3 separate regions of the Mus musculus genome follow, and regions 1 and 2 are each linked to region 3. A link is a loop called in an ENCODE intact Hi-C map of the cell type or tissue named here. Cell type or tissue: left cerebral cortex. All regions are shown on one strand. Each heading gives the region's core, and the rest is flanking DNA. Links, peaks and the distances in the headings are about the cores only. Region 1 holds the start of Gm30107 (a long non-coding RNA gene). Region 2 holds the start of Vat1l (vesicle amine transport protein 1 like). Region 3 overlaps Vat1l (vesicle amine transport protein 1 like).

Region 1 (6,149 bases), core at 406-5,405, 290 kb before region 3:
CATAGCAGGCATTGGAATGAAAGGATCAAAAGAAAGATTGAAAAAATATATGCATATATATCTGGAACACACATATATATGTGTATGTATATATACGTGTGTTTATGTATGTATGTATGTATGTATGTATGTATGTATGTATGTGTATGAATGACTTAAATTATTCTACATGGGGGATGATGCTCTCCAAGAAACCATAGATTGGTAAATACAAAGCCTAGGGCCAGGTGTGAGCTACTGCCCCTAGACTTGTTCATCAGAAGTGTCCCAAAGGCACACAAGATAGTGCCAGCTTTTGCCCTTGTTCCTTGTTATTCACCAGAACTCAAATGGTAAAACCCTATTGCTGAAGACATCACAGCCTGGCTACAAGACATGGAGAAATCAGTCTTGGATTGACCAGTAAGTTTCCCCCTCTTCACCAACTGTCACCGTACCGGAAGGTGTTGTGAAGTCTTTGGGGAGAAGAGGCATCACCAATCATACCCAGTTGGGAACCTTGAAAACCACAAGATAACTTCTGGCTGAACAAGATGCACTAGTGAGGGACTGGAGAGATAGATAGCTCCGTGGTTAAGAGGTCTGTTAACTGCTCTGTTCTTCCGGAGGGCCTGAGTTCAATTCCCAGCAACTACATGGTGTCTCATACTGTACTGGAATCTGATGCCCTCTTCTACATTCAGGTGTACATGCAGATAGAGCCACTCACATACATGAAATGAATAAATAAAATCTAAATTTAGAAATAGGTGCGTGCAGACGCAATAGCGGATACAGCAGTGGCGTGGACGTTATAGGAAATAAACAACCACTCTTCAACAGGATTTAAGGGCCAATCCAAAGGAGGAACTGCATGCCTGGTGCTGGAAATCTGGACAAGAACCGCATACCAAATCGCTGTCTAAATGTGTATCTCTACCCATAGATGAATACAGCTTTCAGGTTTTATTAGAGAGGCTTCTCTGTACAAAAGAAAGGCTCAGAAAGGATAAAGAACTCCAGAGTCTTGAGTTCAAATACAACCCTCTGTTAGTTTTTCACCATCTCTAATACTCAATGTGCATCTGTGCCCTGCTCAAGACCACTAAGCTATGTGTAATGTGGAGAAGAGCATTCCTTTGGCTACCAGTTTAAGATTTTGATCTAGCAACACAGCTACCAGGGATTTAATTCCCAGTAGGAGTTTCAAGGATGAGAAAGTGAGGTGGATCCTACTGGTCGTTCCAGCACTCTAAAGACAGGAGGGTCCATTGAACTGTAAAGTTAAGGGTTCTTTGGAAAGTCGGTTGAATGGGGTTTGGCTTGGGCACACATGGGAAGGAACTTTTGTGTTAGAGTGGACACAGGTGTGAAAGGCTAAGGCAGACTTGTGAAGGAATATGTCACTGAAGCCGACACAGGAGAGAGCATGTTCTGCTAAAGCAAACACATGACAGGACATGTGATGAAGGATTCTTGGCTAAGGACATGCATGTTTTGGTCTGCCTTACATTGCGTAGTTGAACTGCATTTGTCAGGACTCCACAGAGAGAACCACACCAAAAACCTTCTGGTGATGTACTGCAGTTTCTTGCAGACTCAGGCTGATTGGATGCATGTGCTGAGACAAGAGCCCTGCTGAGGCAAGACCCATGGAGGACACGTGATGTTTGGAGGGTATAAAGAGGACTCCATGGAGTGACTTGAGACAGAGCATGGCTTGCTGGTACAGCTAGCTGTGCAATGCTTGTGGGTCTCACATCTTTATTGATCTTTGCTTCCCTGAGAAAGGCACAGCTGAGAACTTCTCCTGGTGTCCCTCCTGCTGATTCAAGCCAAGGCCGAGACCTGGCTATGTCACTGCTGTTGCTAACCTGACTCTACTAAAGTGTTTTCGAGAGATTACTGCTGCTGCTAACCTGTGAAATGAACAGCCCATTTCCAGACAACAATGATGGGGGTTGCTCCAAAGAACCTTTCTAAACAGGTTCGCTCCCCCCCCCCACCAAGTTCACTCCCCCATCCTTTCTTTTCTATTATCTGGGCGGGGGAGGGGGCGCTACAAGTCAGGTTAAAGTGTTTAAGAACCACCATTAAAAATGAGGCATTTGAAAAAAAATTAAAGTTACAGTCCAGAATTCAAAACCCAACCGTGGTTATGCAGGAAGACCTTGTCTCCAAAACTGCATTGAAAATGTATGCGAATATTTGTTTTTCAGGAACTTTCATAGGACATTCGTCATCACAAGGTACAATGTGGAACCATGTAATGTCCTGCTGTAGGGAGCTATTTAACCCCATGGTCAGTCAGTCCATGTGGATAATGTCCAGCCTACAGGCATTCCTCTATGCTAGGTATGGTGTGCAACAATCATCCTGGCACCTAGGAGGAAGAGACAGGAAGCTCATCTTGACTATGTAGCAAATCAGAGGCCAACATGGGCTACATGAGACTATCTCAACACACACACACACACACACACTCCAAGAGAATATTCATAAGCATAAAGGACCTTTCAAATGTAAACGTGTATATGACTCAGAGATGGTCAGCAGAGCTTTAATAAATTATAAATTTATTACATTATTGATCATCTTGTGTATACAAGGAAATATGACTTAATACCAGGATGAAACAGTTAATAAAGCCAACACATCAGACATTGCCCTGTTATTGTGGATCGCTGGAGTCTGACAAGGGTCACTAAGAGTCAATAAGCAAGACCAATGTCATAACACATTGGCTCCACTCTGAACTGCCCCCTCCTTGACATGATAATGACATCCCACGGCTGAGACCCAGCCCATCTTCACCACATGTCTCTTAAAGCGAATGCATTTGCAACTCTTTCATTTACTTTTAATATGTGCTCAGTTAGGCCTTTTTGATCCATTTTGCCCATGGGTTAGTGTGTCAAGATGGTTCAGAAGGTATGGGCACTTGCCCTGCTAGCCTGACAATTCCCAGTTCTGGCCCTGGAACCCTCAAAGGTAAAAGGAGAAAACTGGCTCCTAAACATTGTCCACTGAGCTCCGCATGCATGGTGCAGCACACACACACACACACACACACACACACACACACACCAATTCAATAAAACAAATGCTCACCAGCTTCCAAGTCAGGAAAACCAGGATTCTCCTAAAACACCGTTTTTTATTCTCGGGAATTGCCATGCAGGAGAGTGATAATTAATCCGGAGGATGAATTGGTAGCTTTTCCAAAATTGCTGAAATCTTGGAGATTGTTAGGAACACAAACACCCTTTCTAATGGATCCCTGCTTTTTAAAATAAAACTATCTTCTTACACCAGTACTAGATTTTCAGGAAACTCCCTCCTGCATACTACCAAGGCACCCAGCATTATGGTCTCCTCACAGCATCTTCCAGCATCTTACTCTCAGCATGATGTTGGCCTCGGTTTTCTGGTTGTTTGGGGGCAGCTGGGTGGGGGTGGTTTTCTTCCTGGCTGTAGTATGTGTTACAACCAGCAGAGGGCAGGATTACACAACACACCCAAGCTCCTCTGTTCTGGGTCTAAACAAGGAAATGGATGAGGGTTAGCGACAGGGGCATAGAACAAATTATTGTCAATGCTCTCAGAGATGACAGCACGAGAAATATTTAGAGATGACAGTCACTGTGCCTGGCCCAGTCATTGGACTATTAACCTAGCGATGTCAGCTTCCCACAGCTATAAAATATTATGCAAGTGACCCCCAAACTTAATTTGCCATCTAAAGGTCTATAGTATTCATGGCTTACCCTTATCCCACTGTCCTGAAGCTTTGAACTTACTAAAATGTAACTCAGATGACGTGCCTCCTGGGTTAAAATCGGAGGGCGATTAGCATGGGAGATTATTCACACCTCGGTGGCTCCATTATCTCCTTCCAATCAAAGGTAATAGTCTCTTCCCCAGTGTGAGAGTCAGAGGTTGTGTGGGCTGTGGGAGTCAAGACGATGGGAGGGGCATCTTTTCCAGTGATGCATTAGGCACGTGCAAGGCACAAATGCAGCCCTCCCACCACCTCAATAAAACAAATAATATTAATGCTCATTTTCCAGGCAAGGACACAAAGCCACAGAGTGATGCAGAGTGATGAAATAAATTACCTAGGTGTTAGCATTTCGTCTAGTCTCCTCCCAACAGTTACCTAGCAACAGCCAGGTACCAGCCTGGTTTGCTATAGATTTGGCCTTTCCTTCCCCCTCTCCCTCTCCCCCTCCCTCTCTCCCTTCCTCCCTTCCTCCCTCTCCGCCCTCCTCCCCTTTTCTCTCTCCGCATGTTCCTGGCCTCTTCTTTCTCTCTCCTTTCTCTGTCTCTGTCTCTGTCTCTCTCTGTCCCCTCTCTTTCTCTGCCTCTATTCCCTTTTCAATCCCACTACTCATACCCCAAAATAAACTTCATTTACACTAGCCCTGTCATATGGTTGGTCCTTCAGGGGAGGATGTCTCAGTGTGGGCCTGCTAAGGCAGCCCCTCCTGCTACATCATGCCACTGCATTACAAACATTTCACCAGGGATGTGGTGATAGAAAACCACAGCTCTGACCCGGAACTCCAGAAGATAGGCTTCAGCCGCTGTCCATCATTGTTTCCAGGGGCTTCCACACAGGTAAACATGCTGTCCACCACCAACTATTGGCCCTTATTCAAATGAGGACCACTTTCTACCCTTGGTCACTCATGCCTTCTTAATAGAGGCCCACCAACATCCTCAAGGCAGAAGCATGGGAAAGCTGAAGTTCTCAGAGCTCCCAGGTAAAGTTTTGATAGGAAGGCTCCATGCGAAGCAGGATTCAACTGCTCGTCAATCAGGCATGAACTCCGGCTACAAACAGGAGTTCCAAAAAGGCTTATACCTGCCATTTCGGAACTCCAGAGGCTGAGGCATGAAATCAGTCATGTATTTAAAATCAGCCTGGGCTACACTGCAAGTTCCAAACTAGTTCTGGCTACACAGTGAAAGCCAAAAGCCCCTTCCTGAGCTAGAGCCTACGGTATTTTATAATTCTGCTTTCCTTTATTTATTTTTTTCAACACTGACTCCATTCTGTGTTCATAGTGGGCTTAATACTTTCAACAGGGAAGCCATATTACTGGGTTCCATCAGAGATCTGCTGCCTCCATGACACTCACTGTCTCTGTACCTTGCTTCTCTCGTCTGTACAATGAAGCACCATTTGGCTTGATGGATAGAGGTATTTTTTTTTTTTTGTAGAACAATGATCATATGCCTGGTACTGTTCTTTGTGCTACAAACACAGATCACAACTGCCCTTCCCCAAAGAGCTCACCTGCTAGCACATTCTAACAAAATGCACCCCACAAATCCAACAGGCGATATCATGGGAGTCATAGCTAATCTCATTCACAGCCAGTGATTTGGGGAACTGAGCTTGGGCTAGGCTCTATCTATAAGTAGTATTTCTAAAAGAAAGAAAAAGAAAAGGAAAGAAAAATATCAATATAATCCTCTGACGTATTTCCAGAATGTGCTAATATTACTAATAGAAAACTGAGAGTTAAGAGGATCCAGTCAGGGACTGGATGGATGAATCCAGGATTAGGAACACTCACTGCTCCTGCAGAGGATCCAGACTGGGCACCTAACATTCACACAGCAGCTCACACTGCCTATAACTTCAGTTTCAGGGGATCTGACGCCCTCTTCTGGCCACTATGGGCACCTGTACATACCTGGCACATATAAACTCATGTAGGCACATAGCTATATAAATGAATGAGTGAGTGAATGAATGAGTCAATGAATGAATAATAAATAAATAAATAGATTTTGAAAGATTTCATTACCAAAAGGTGAAAGGTTAGAGGATCAGAACAGGCTTATCATGTTTCTATTTTCTGTGAAAGCTCAGATCAAGGAGCCCAGATGAGAGTTTAAGCTAGAAATTACAAGTAATTCCTATCTGTATTCAAACCCTCTTCTGTGTTCTGTATGCGTTATTTGTGTTTTGTGTGTCCGTGTCTCTGTGTGTGTGCGTGTGTGTGTGTGTGTGTATCTTTGTGTGTATCTCTGTGTATCTGTGTCTTTCTGCCTCTGTTTGCCTGTCTGTCTCTCTATCTCTGTCTCTGTGTGTGTGTCTATGTTTGTGTGTGTGTGTATGTGTATCTCTGTGTGTTTATCTTTGTATCTATATCTTT
Region 2 (6,149 bases), core at 825-5,824, 160 kb before region 3:
CAAACAGCATCTCCTAAATAGGCGGTGTGTGAACTGCAAAATAGATTTACTTCCCGTGTGTCAAAGAAACATACTTAGAAACAACACAAAGAGCCTTGGTGAAATAGAGATATTAGTCCAAGAAAATAGCAGACATATTTTAAAATCCCATTGAGGAATGTCAACCAGGGGCAGAACTGATCTGACCCAGTTCAACAAACACACATGGTGAGATGCTAAGAGAATGAACTTGGAGTCCGTTTTCTCTTATCCAAAAGAACCGATATGTTAGCTATGCCAAGTCACTTAAGACACAATTTCCCTACTGACTGGTGGAAATAGCCATCCTTACTTCATGAGGTTATTCTGAAATCTTAATATCACACTCGATGTCCAGAACAGCAGACATGGCCCACACAGCTGTACATTGCTGTGTTATCAACACTGAAGCCACCTCTACTTAAGACCCACGTGCCCCCATGTGCAGAATGACAGTGACCAGCGTCCCACGGACAGCAGGGGAGTCTCTCAGCTTGGGGATTCTTTGCTAGACACCAAGGGCAGGGTAGACCAAACACTCCCAGGAACAGCTATTGGCCAACCATACACAGAGTTCAGTGGCTAAATAGCAAGTTCCCTGCTTCTTGAATGAGACAACTCTGGGATTTATTTCATCCACAATGTATCCCCCAAGGTCTCCTACAGTTTTAACTCCATTCATCCATTGTGGTAATCTGCTCTTAAAAGCACTCTGTATTGACTTCTACCATTTTTTCTATCTCACTTTCCGAATTCATAACCGAAGCTTCCTGGGATTACCCCCAAAATAGACCACGGGAATGCCAATCCTTACTCCAGGACTGAATCCTGCCTGAATACCCTATTTCACAAAGTGTACCGGGTTCTTAACTGGATTGACGATAAAATTCAGCTCCTCCCTCTGCCCTCGCCCTCCTGTGCATAACCATTGCCTGTCACCTGCATCGTCTGTTTCTGTCTGAGCTCTGAGCCCAATCTTTCATCTCTAACCAATCACTGTGCTTCCAGAGAGCTATCATCTCACTCGCTGCCCACTTATTGCAACATTATTACCCCAAATGCCGTTCTGGTCATTCTGGTCCCTCATTTTTCTATTTGAAGCTATGGATGGTTCCTATCACCTCCACGATTATATAATAATAATAATAATATCATAATTCAGAGACCATCCCCAAATATCGCTGTCTTCAGCTTCCTCTGCAGGGACTGCAGCTCACAGAACCCATGAGCCATCTCTGAAGGTCGTGTTCACCTGTCACCTTTGTCTGGGCTCAGTGGGCCTGGAATCTTCTTGGACTGCAGAACTAGCTCATGTAGCCCCTCCTTCCTGAGAATTCCTACAACCCCATAGGATGAGTTGATAGTTCCATGCTCTGGGGCTCCACAGCGGCACCTGCTTACCTTGGCTCAATCGTTCATCAAACATGTTTGACTATGGACCAATCATGAGCTATGCTTAGGAAAACAGGGTTGGATAAAAAGTAGCACAGCTCCTGCGCACCTGAAGTTTAAGCTGGGCAAAGGAAGAAGACATTGTCAAAAGAAATCATATTACAGTTACAAACTGGCACACACTTTAGCCGTGAAGGACTCAGCCTGGGAGTTGGTGAATTTTGCACAAGAAAGTGATACTCTGGATGAATCTGGATTTTGGAATTAACCCTAATAACGGTGGTGTGCTGAGCATCCAAAGTCAAGGGCACAGCAACTGCAGAGTTCTGAGTTAATTTGGAGGACAGAATGATTTTTTTCCAGGTGAACCAAAGTTTTAAAACAGAGGCACAGGAGTAATAGGAGGAGGAGAGACTGATTGTCCTGGGCTCAATTTGCCATACTCCTGAGATCACTGTGTCCTGATAGCCTCTCTCACTGGGACCGAGATCTTCACCATCTCTGAGAGCTCAAGGATGGGAGCTGCCTAAACTGACACAGGCACCTGAGCTGAGAAATTGGATCTCTTACACCGCACAAGGCAACTCCTATCTCGCCTTTTAAGATAGCACAAATGACCTTTTTTTAAGAATCAGAATTTATTATGTGATGGATATGATTGGATTGCATCTGTAGTTTTGTTATTTTTTTATTTTATTTTTGGAGAAAGGGTCTCACTATGTAGAGCTGGCCACCCTGGAACTCACTATGTAGACCAGTCTATCCTCAGATTCATGAGAAATTCATCTGCCTCCTGGTTGCTGGAATTCTGAAATTAAAGGCGTTGCGCGCACGCGCGTACACACACACATACACACACATACACACGCACGCACGCGCCCAGCAATTTTAAATTCTTGTTTAGGTTTTTTAAGACAGGGTCGCCCTACCTCAGCTTCCATACTACAGATGTGTCACCAAACACTGCTGGGGAAAGTACTCGTTTTTTTTGTTGTTGTTGTTGTTGTTGTTGTTGTTTTTCTGTAACCTTGCAAAACAAAAGGCAGGTGTGGGGAGGGGAGGGGGGAGGGAGGAGGGAGGGGGGAGAAAGGGAGAGAGAGAAAGAGGGAGAGAGAGAGAGAGAGAGGAGAGAGAGAGAGAATTTGGTCCTCTGGAGGTCCTAGCAGGAAACAGGCTTGTTCTGGGAGCCTCTTTCCTAGAAAAAAAAGCATGGGTACTGAGAACTAACTGTCATAAGGAAGCCACAGAAGTCCAGAAACAGCATCCCTAGTGACAGGGGTGGGGGTGGGGGGTGGCGTCCAGATGGAAAAGACTGGACCTGGCTCTTTGGAGCCTTACTTGGGATGTATCTTTAACTTCCCGCACCTCCCTGCCGCTCCACTCAGAACCAGCAGATGGGAAACAGCCCAATTTCCCAGCTATCCCTCCCATCCCTGCCTACCCGCGGGAGAAGAGGCAACCTTGTCTCTCGCAGCATCCTCCAGGCCCAGACATTCGTCTCTGTCCATTTCAAGGCGCCAGAGTCTGTGCCGTATATACCCAAGTATTTGCCCATTGTAGGGGTTGGAGTAGCCATCCGGCCTCTTCTTCTGTGTTTGTATTCAAGAGTCTTGGGGAAATCTGTTTTTAGTGTTGAGACAAATAGCCTGACTTAGTACTAGCACAAAAGGTGGACTTGAGATTTGTTTTGGAGTAAGTAGGAGGAAATGTGAGGGAGGGGGTGGGGCGCTAGGGCGCGGCTCCTCTAAGGATTACGGCGGAGGCGGTGGACCGCGGCTCCGCTCACAGAGGTTGCAGCCATTGCACTGAAGAGCATCCCACATTCAACAGGAGGAACCCGCGGGAGAGCAGACCCGACCCCTTCACAACCGCAGCCTGTGCGCCCCGCGGCCCCTCGAGCGCCATGGCTAAGGAAGGCGTAGAGAAAGCGGAGGAGACCGAACAAATGATTGAGAAGGAGACCAGCAAGGAACCTGCTGAGGGCGGCGACGGCTCCCACCGCCTCGGGGATGCCCAGGAGATGCGCGCTGTGGTGCTGGCCGGCTTCGGCGGACTCAACAAGCTGAGGCTCTCTAGAAAGGCCATGCCGGAGCCACAGGACGGCGAGCTCAAGATCCGCGTCAAAGCCTGGTCCAGTATCCACGACTTTTTGGTTTTTCTCTCTTTCCGCGCTGGGCGCACCGGCAGTGGGTGGGAGAGCCTAGATTGGGGATGCTGCCCCAGGTACCCAGCACCCACAGTCAGCGAGCACCCTCTCTGCATTCACACTTGGCTCTCAGAACCTCCCGGGTAGCCCAAGCCACTGGAGCCTGGGGAGGATGCTCAGAGGTGGTCCTTCTCCCCACACCAGATGTAGGGTGACAGGAAGGATAGTGGTGCCTAGGACTTGAGGTCTGGAAAATTGCCTTGTGCCCCTCTTGTAGGACAACTCAGCTCCTAACACTGGGAGGGACGTAAGGGTGGGACTTGATCGTTAGCATGGTTAAAAAAAATAACAATCGCCGTGTATATACACGTAGTTCCTGGTGCTAGTTTGTTTTCTTTCTTTCTTTCTTTCTTTCTTTCTTTCTTTCTTTCTTTCTTTCTTTCTTTCTTTCTGGAGTTTTACATATACGATCCCGTTTAATACTTCCTGAGACCCAGTAAGTCAGGTGCCCAGCTTTAGAGGTGAGAAAAACAGTGGATGGGGGAAAATAAATGATCTGCCAAGATCGCTGAGCTGCCAGTAAGTGGTGTGGCTGCCACTTGACACTTGATCTCCCTTTTCACCTCTCTGCGTCCAAATGGGGCTGAAGGCAGGGTGCATGCCCTTGTGTATCTCCTTCCCAGTACTTACTGTGAGAGAAGGAACTGAGAATCAAGAGGGTTAAATCCTCGGCCTCTAAGCTGGGTGAAAGGTGAGACCAGGGATGCAGCCTTCTCTCCCCCACTGCATCTTCTGCTTTCCTCCTGGCTGGGAAAGCCCCATCCTATTCCTTAGGAACGAACTCCTGTGGTGGCCGCAGAAGGAGCCCACACTCTAAGAGGTCCGCTATTCTCCTGGGGAAACTTGCCAGTGCCTAGAACAGCAGAGATTTCCCCAGTAGTGTGTAAGTGAGAAAGCTTGTCTCTGCCTGGGGAGGCACTGCACTCCCATGTCCCTGAAGTCTAGTGGGGTGCAGACTGATAGAGCTGCTCGCTGGACCCCGCATTCTACAGTAACTGTGAATCTTACAAGGGTTGGCTGGATCTCCTAAGCCCCTGGCGTTTCTACTTCTTAGAAATAGCAGCAAACTCAAACCTGCTTAGGACAGATCTGGAAAAAAAAGCCAGCATCTATAACCTGATCTGAAGGCAGGGGAAAAAAAATGCAAAAAGCTCCTTTTGGCCCCTGCACCACCTTGACAGCAGGTGGGTTTTATTTGCCAGATCAGAAGGCAGCTGGTGAGCGCAGCGGGCACTGATCCATGGTTAGTTCTTCATACATGTTCTTCTTGACATTAAACAGTGTTCTGAGGTTTTCTCTGGCAAGTGGAGGATTTCAGGGCAAGAGAGGAAGAATTTAGCAGTCTGGGGATCCTGTAGCTTCCGTTTCATTAACTCTTAGGAAGCCAGGGTGATTGGTCCCAGCAGGCAGAGGTTTTACCCACCCTATTCAGCAATATATTGCCATCATATAGCAGAGTTGGCACACTGCATAGTCTAAGTGGTGACAGGTGAATGGATTGAGGGTGGGGTAACTTGGAGGGGGGAGTGTGGGTAGTCATTTTTCTTTATTTGTTGATAGAAGTCCATCAACCTAGCATAATTACCATGTATGAATAACTTTCTTTCCTTAACCACCTCATCAAAAATATTATGTATACATATTTATACACAAGTGTGTGTGTTTGTGTGTGTGTGTGTGTGTGTATGTGAGAGAGACAGACAGAGACAGACAGAGACAGAGAGACAGAGAGACAGAGAGAGACATAAACTTTCATTCACGCTGAAGATGGAGGTCTAGGACCCTTGAGAACATATTCCAAGAATAACTGTTAGGGCCACAGTTTAAAAAATTGAACTCCGTGTGTAATACAAATCAGCCTGTATTCTTCAGCTTTCGGTATTGTATTTTGTAGCCTCATGCTAACTTCCAGAAAATGCCTGTAGGGGCAGGGATGTTTTGAAATAATTTCAAGATAAAAGTGAGGAGGCAAGGAGATGATTTTCAAAGCCTGGCATACATGTTCTTTAATGGAGCCTAAAAACAAAATGTGTACACACACATGCACACACACACACACATGCACACACACACACACACGCACACACACACACACACACACACACACACACACACACACACACACCTCTACAGAAGCCCCGCTTATTCAGAAAGCCATAGAGACCTGGTCTATACTAGGAATATAGTACAGCAGTGAGCTCAGATTGAGTTTTTCTTTCACCAAGTAAGAATCAGTTTGCAAGGCAGCAGCATTGGCGTAGCTTGTGGAGATGGCCCTCTGGGTTTGTCATCCTCCACTGGGCTGGGATTGGCTGGTCAAAGAGTCCCATTGATTATAAGTTTCTGCCTTGAGAGGCAACGTGACTCATTCCATGTTTTTATGAATCAACTGGGGCCTTGCAACTGAAGGTCCTCCTTTTATCTGCTCTCTGTTTTTGTTTTGTTTTTTTTTTTTTGAAACCCTTTGTCATCAAATAAGATGTCCTTTTTGATGGAAACAAAGCACAGCATATCTGAACTACTATTAGACCTA
Region 3 (6,149 bases), core at 740-5,739:
TCTGCCAGTGGGGCTCCTGCACAACTCCAGGAGCATCCTTAAAGGAGCGTGGAGAGTCTGACAGCAGGACTGGGGTGGGGGTAATTAAATGACCTCTGGAGATTGTTCCTGGCCCTTTATCCAATTTCTGCAGACAGAGCTTCAAGGCGACGTTTCATTTCAGAGAGAAATTTCCAAAACTATGCAGATTAGAGGCAACCCTACAGGGGGGCTTCTCCTAACCCTGCAAGCATCATGGCTCACTTCAACTAGTGAGAAAATAGCTCTTTGCTTTTTTTCCCCCCCCCTGGACTCCAGCTTAGTACAGAAGCAGCTTAAAGTGTGCCTAACCGTCTCCTGTCATCGTGGTTGTTGTTGCAGATGCTGAGACAGGAGGATTACAAACTCATTATCTACCTGGACTACAGACTGGAGTTCCAAGATACCCTGAGAAACGTAGTGAAACCCTGTCTCAAATTAAAAAGTAAAAAGTAGACTTGGGGGGGGGGTGTGGCTCATTGGTCAAGAATGCATCAGGAAGGGATTGGGACATGGCTCAGTGGTAGACCAGTTGCCTACAATCTGTCTGTAAGGGGTTGGGGATTGGATCAGCAGTAGAGTACCAGGATAGAACCAATCAGGAAAGGTCTAGGAACATGGCGCAGTAGTGCAGTGCTTAGCCATTATTCACCAGTGAAGAGATAGAGGTATAATTCAGTGGTAGAGCAATTGCCTAGAATTAGACAGTGTGGGACTGAGGGCAGTGGTCAAGTGTTTTGCCAGAATCTACCATGAATGGGCTAATGAGTCCTTCTACTTCTGAGAAATCAGTGAAACAGTCTGTTCTAGGTAAAACTGAGAGGGAACTGCTGGATTTGAACTCTCTCCAACCTAATTCTGAACCACACTCTGTTGTTGCCTGTAGCCATGTCATCTTTGAGTGAATTACTTATGTTCTTTAGGTGTAGGGCACTTATCCTTAAAATGGGCACGATATGATCCTTGCAAGCTAAGCATTATATATGCAAAGTAAGAGTCTGTTAAATATTTATTACTTCACTTACACCCCTCTCAAAAGAACCCCGGTGAATTGTAAAAGCATTTGTAATTTCATAAGCTCAGAATGGGGTGCCAGGAGCCAGGTATGATTTAGCTGGGTCCTTTGGCTTCCACAAGGCTACAGTCAAGATGTCAGCTGAAATATGATCTCATTTCAAGGTTTAACTGGACAAGTATTTACTACTTCTAAGTTCTTTGGGGGTTGTTGGCAAGATTCAGTTCCTCAGAAGGGCTGAGGGTCTTAGTTGCTTACTGGCTATTGGATGGAATTCGTCTTAGGTCTCGGTCATGTAGGGATTCCACAGGGCAGCCTCCCATTAACACAGTATGCCTCTCTAGAGTCATTGCCTTGTGGATGCTGTGGCCATTTGCTAACTTCATCTTGAAAAGAGGAGACCATCCCTTCTGCTGTGCTCTGCAGGGAAGGCAGCAGGTCCCTTAGCTCCAGCCTACACTCAAGGAGAAAAGAACCCAAGGATATGAATCCCACAAGGGGCAGAGAGCTGTGCTAGCAACCATCTGCCATGACCTAGAGCTTTTCAGTAAGCACAGTGAGCCTGCCTCATCTACAGACTCTACATCAGCAGTTTCAGCAAACGTCGATGAGGAAATACGGGGGGCGGGGGGGGGGATTACATGACCATGAAGACTTTTAAAAAGATTGATTGATTGGTTGATTGATTGATTGCACACTGTAGCTGTCTTCAGACCCACCAAAAGAGAGCATCAGTTCTCATTATGGATGGTTGTGAGCCACCATGTGGTTGCTGGGATTTGAACTCATGACCTTAAGAAGAGCAGTCAGTGCTCTTCACCACTGAGCCATCTCTCCAGGCCCTGAATGTGAAGACTTTGATTTGCTTTCGTGATTTGCTAGACAGTCGAAGAGCACAGTATCATGTGGTACTTGGTGGAACAAATAATCTAGGAAAAAAAAAAGTCTATGGGGAAATGTGTGTAGGTTCTATGTAGGTTCTATGTTGGAGTCCGTGGAGAGCTTCAGAATCAGCCTCCACAGATGGTCAGGGGTGACCAATGGTACCAGGTTTTATGACCAAGTGTGAAAATACTTCAGAAGTCATCATGTAAATGGAAGGACTCAACTGGTTTGTTTATCGGGGTCAATAATAATAATAATAATTCACAATTACCTGACATTCTCAGTCTAAAAAACAGGTTGTTCCTCATCGCATAGAGACCAAAAAAACTGCATTGGAAAGACCCATGGAATTTATATTAAGTGTTGATTTGACAGCACATGACTGCATAATATTATTTGGATGGTAGAGTCAAAATGCCCTCCTTTTCTCCGCCTGACTTTCAAGGCACACCTGCAAGCCTTCCTTCCCAGCTGTTTTACAATACCTACATTTTTATAGAGATGTAAATAAAAGTACTTCTTTCGGTTTTCTCATTTAGCAAGATTACAAAAGCATTCGATCCTGCCGTGTCTACTTTATAATTAGTGGCATATATCTTTCTTTTCCTTAACAGCTCTGCAACATCCCCACTTGGTAGATGAATGTAAAAAGCCATTGTTTATTTACCCATCCCTTTACTTCGACACATAAGCTGTTTCAGTGTTTTGCCACTAAAAGCAACGAAGTCATTATCTTTTATGTTTTTCTCCCATAAATGGAATTGTGTCTCTAAAGTCCCAGAAAAGCAATTTGAACACAAACATTTTAATGGTTCTGTGAGTTTGGATTCAAATGAATAGCAAGAAGCCTTTGATTTTCAAATAAGCAAACATTTCTCCATCAGCCACAGGCTGAGTTCCCTATGCGCAGTTAACGATGTCTGACTTTTTTTTTTTTAATGTCAGAGCATCTAACCTTGAAGCTGAAGGAACAAGAGTATTAAAATTGTGAGACTTTACAAAAATATTTAGACTCAACCTATTTTAAGTTTTTATAAATTGACTTTTGTGAGGCAAGAGATGTTGCATCCCGTTTAGATTTCACTTGAGACATACATGGAGGGCAGGCAAGGTTCAGTGTCTTCTCTATTAATCCCCACAGCGCCCCCTGCAGTTCATGTTCTGCACAGCAGCAAAAAGAAAGGCTCAGAACAAATGGACTTTCCTTTCGCAGGTGATCACTGTCCCCCATCCTTGTCCCCATCCGGTCCCGCAGTGACATTCGTGAGTCTGATAAGCGCCTGGACGTGGGAAAGGAAACCATAGGTCCTTGTTTCTAGGGAAGATGCTCCTCTAACGAGAGTGCCGCTAGGTAGAAGCAGTTTTACCCCAGCAACTAGAAAGCTAAGGGATTTCGCAAATGCGGGTTTTGCCCTGGTAACTAGCTTATTTAGCCAAAAATTATGAAGCAGAGTTACGTAACACTTAAGTAGGCAGGTCTCAAACCCTCACAAATACTCTCATTGTTTAACATTCTGCCAGACCATTCTGACTTATAAAATATATATTTATCCTTTCGTTGTGAAAACTACAACCCTTATTTTTCAGACCCAGAAGACTTACAGGACAGGTCAGCATGTGTGACTGACAGGAGTCGATTGAATAGATTTGCGCCACAAAAAGTTGCTGGCTGAACCACTATTTGAGCTGTAGCGCCCTCTGGTGGAAGGCGGGTGGATTGCCTTCTTCGGGCACATTTTCCTGATTTCACTCATGTCTCTCATGTCTTGTGCCCCAGGTAAAAGAGGCCATGCAGCGCATCCACGACCGAGGGAACATCGGGAAGTTAATTCTGGATGTGGAAAAGACGCCGACCCCGCTGGTAAGTGGAACGTAGAGGGAACTACCCAGCTCAACACCAAAGACAAACCGATGGATCGTCAGAAGTAGTCAGAGCTGGTGTCCGAGGAAATACAGGCAGTTTGCAAGCTCTCCCATGATGCCAGAATGAGGGATTAGCCACGGACTAATGAAAGTGGAGATGGAAAAATTAAAGTGTTTGAGAAAGACAGGAAAATTGCTGAGTGGGGACAGACAGAAAATGGATAGGAAAAAACCAAACATTTACAACTGTTATGTCTAGGCACCAATGCAAAGGCTTCCTAGCTAATCTTAATGCACATACATGGACCCAACAGATTGGTGCTCACTACCTTCAGGATTCTTCTGGTATTCCTCTTGAATTCACTTGCTTTCGTCGGGAGAAAATCCTAATATCCAAGCAACCCACAAGAATACAGCACATAAGATTTACCTGGTCCCAAACTAGCATCTTTGGGGGACAGATGGCATAGGATGTAGCCTTGAACCTCTGAGTGCTTGCATTCAAAGCTGGGTTCTCAGTCCCATTTGCAACCTGGGAAAGTTTAGCCCACCACCTTTGGTCCTATTTATAAGCAAGAGACTGACAGGTTCCTCTCAGTCAGTTAGAAAGGCAGGTGCTGAGTATGGCCCACCCCTCTAAGTTCTAGGTAGGCCAAACAAAGAAAGTATGGAGGTTTGTGCAGCAGTATCTGCCACTTTCAAGAAATAGAAGTGAAATAAGTAAAATGATCTATGGTTCTCAGCCCAAGTGTATGTTTTCAGAAACAGATTCTTGTCTTCTATAGCTTAGGTGTACCGCAATTTCACTCCACACAAGAGAGTTAAAGGAAGGGTCATTTGTGCCACTTACATTGCTGATAACAACATGAATATAGTTTTTAAAAATATGACATCACAGGACTATTGAAGTAGGGAATGATATTGTGGAATTAGGAAGGAAGAGCTAGGGTCCAAGGACTCCCACGCAAATACACTGTGGTCTACGTAAATATGTCTCTTTCAGTACCGTGCATAGAAGGTTCTAGAGCTGCCCTGGCCAACTATTGCATTTAAACAAACTATCTGGCACTGGCTTTCCATGCAAAGGCAATGCCTGTCTCCACGAACCCATGATGTTCTGATGGTCCTTGGTCTAGGGTTAGGTTTACTTGACCAAGGGTCAGAACCCGTCACATGAAAACCAAAAGATGCTCCCATTTGGGCCAACAAGAGCTCAGCTCTACCCCTGTTGAGTTATAGTTCCTGTTTTCTGAGAATGTTCTTACCCTGACACCCAAAGGAAGAAAGAGACAGTGAAGCATGGGTATTTGAAGCGTCAGTGGTAGGGAAGATGTCTCATCCCTTCTAGATGGAAAGCTAGAATTGAAGGGATGACAACATGAAGTCAAGCTGAATCCAGAACATCGTGAGAATCAGGATGGACCCAAGGAGGTTATCTCCAGAGCTATGAAGTGATGTTAAAGGCGGCAGCAGAGCCTTAGCAGGTACTAGTAAAGGGTATAGAAGGGGTCCTCAGAGAGACTTCTTCCTATAGAATATAGAAATGACCAGTCTGAAAGAAGTCCGTCCCATGATGCTTCAGTCCATCCCATGATGCTTCAGTCCATCCCATGATGCTTCAGTCCATCTCAGTGATGCTTCATCCAATGCTCAGAGATGGTGAGGGAGTGGGATACATGACCTTTATCATGACCTCTGTTGAATTGCAGATGGCCAATGACAGCACAGAGACCAGCGAGGCAGGGGAGGAAGAAGAGGACCATGAAGGGGACAGCGAGAACAAAGAGAGGATGCCCTTCATCCAGTAAGCCAGACCTCGCATCGGTGAAAGTGGAGGATGGCTGGGAAGAAGATGGCCGCCAGGAGAACTCTTCTGTGCCCCAGTGAACCAATGCTGTAGTCCAGTGTGTGTCGTGTTTGTCTGCAGTCAGCCAAGCTAAGAAGCTGTTGATCACTGTTGTGTTTGGAATTAAGTGCCAATCCCATTCCATGCAGTATTGTGTCCCTTCCTGGTCTGTGTATCACGCTCTCCCCTCTCCCTTAAAGCAAACCCATCCTTCTTTGGGTCCTTCTTGACGGTTCTAGAATAGCCTTGCAAACTAATACTGGCCCACAGGGCCCAAGGTCAGAAACCAGGCCACGCTTGATTGAAAGGTGTTGTCACGGAGCTCTGTTCAGATCCCCACTCTTCTTCGGGCCAATGACACTCTTTGCCTGCCAACAATCAGCCATGCCTCTAAGCATGGCACTTACCAGTTTGGCTAGTGACAGGAGAGTAGGCCAGAAGTATTCACGACCCTATACATACAGATTTCTCCAAGCAGTTACTTTGTCACTTTCCCTCTTAAGTGCTACGTCCCTGCGTGTG

The links. Hi-C counts contacts between places; a loop is a spot of excess contacts. Peaks named below come from ENCODE experiments on the same cell type or tissue, not always from the same donor. Only the 100,000 strongest peaks of a DNase experiment are listed, where the experiment ranks them.
Region 1: it touches region 3 in a loop (8-fold over the local background); 38 of 42 quality-filtered maps call a loop at or near these places.
Region 2: a loop joins it to region 3, with 6 times the contacts of the local background. A loop is called at or near these places in 5 of 42 quality-filtered maps.

The regions. Positions count from the first base shown.
Region 1 is chr8:114,077,753-114,083,901 of GRCm38, forward strand. Gm30107 (a long non-coding RNA gene) reads right to left here and starts at 3,388. Exons shown (of 4, transcript XR_879214.1): 1 at 3,091-3,388. In left cerebral cortex, for the core only: a CTCF peak has its summit at 3,477 (motif pointing right); a DNase peak (open chromatin) is centred at 3,469.
Region 2 is chr8:114,202,403-114,208,551 of GRCm38, forward strand. It overlaps Vat1l (vesicle amine transport protein 1 like), which reads left to right and starts at 3,238. Exons shown (of 9, transcript NM_173016.3): 1 at 3,238-3,540. The coding sequence starts at 3,314. Gm30272 (a long non-coding RNA gene) reads right to left here and starts at 3,232. Exons shown (of 3, transcript XR_388052.4): 1 at 2,852-3,232; 2 at 2,340-2,437. In left cerebral cortex, for the core only: no CTCF peak of the experiment used is centred there; DNase peaks (open chromatin) are centred at 2,907, 3,235, 3,369 and 4,498; H3K4me3 peaks cover 2,000 bases; H3K27ac peaks cover 378 bases.
Region 3 is chr8:114,366,157-114,372,305 of GRCm38, forward strand. Vat1l (vesicle amine transport protein 1 like) reads left to right here. Exons shown (of 9, transcript NM_173016.3): 8 at 3,696-3,779; 9 at 5,491-6,149. The coding sequence ends at 5,589. Among named protein-coding and RNA genes, the nearest start is that of 4933408N05Rik, 18 kb to the left of the region's middle. In left cerebral cortex, for the core only: CTCF peaks have their summits at 3,065 (motif pointing left) and 3,622 (motif pointing left); DNase peaks (open chromatin) are centred at 3,080 and 3,619; H3K4me3 peaks cover 532 bases.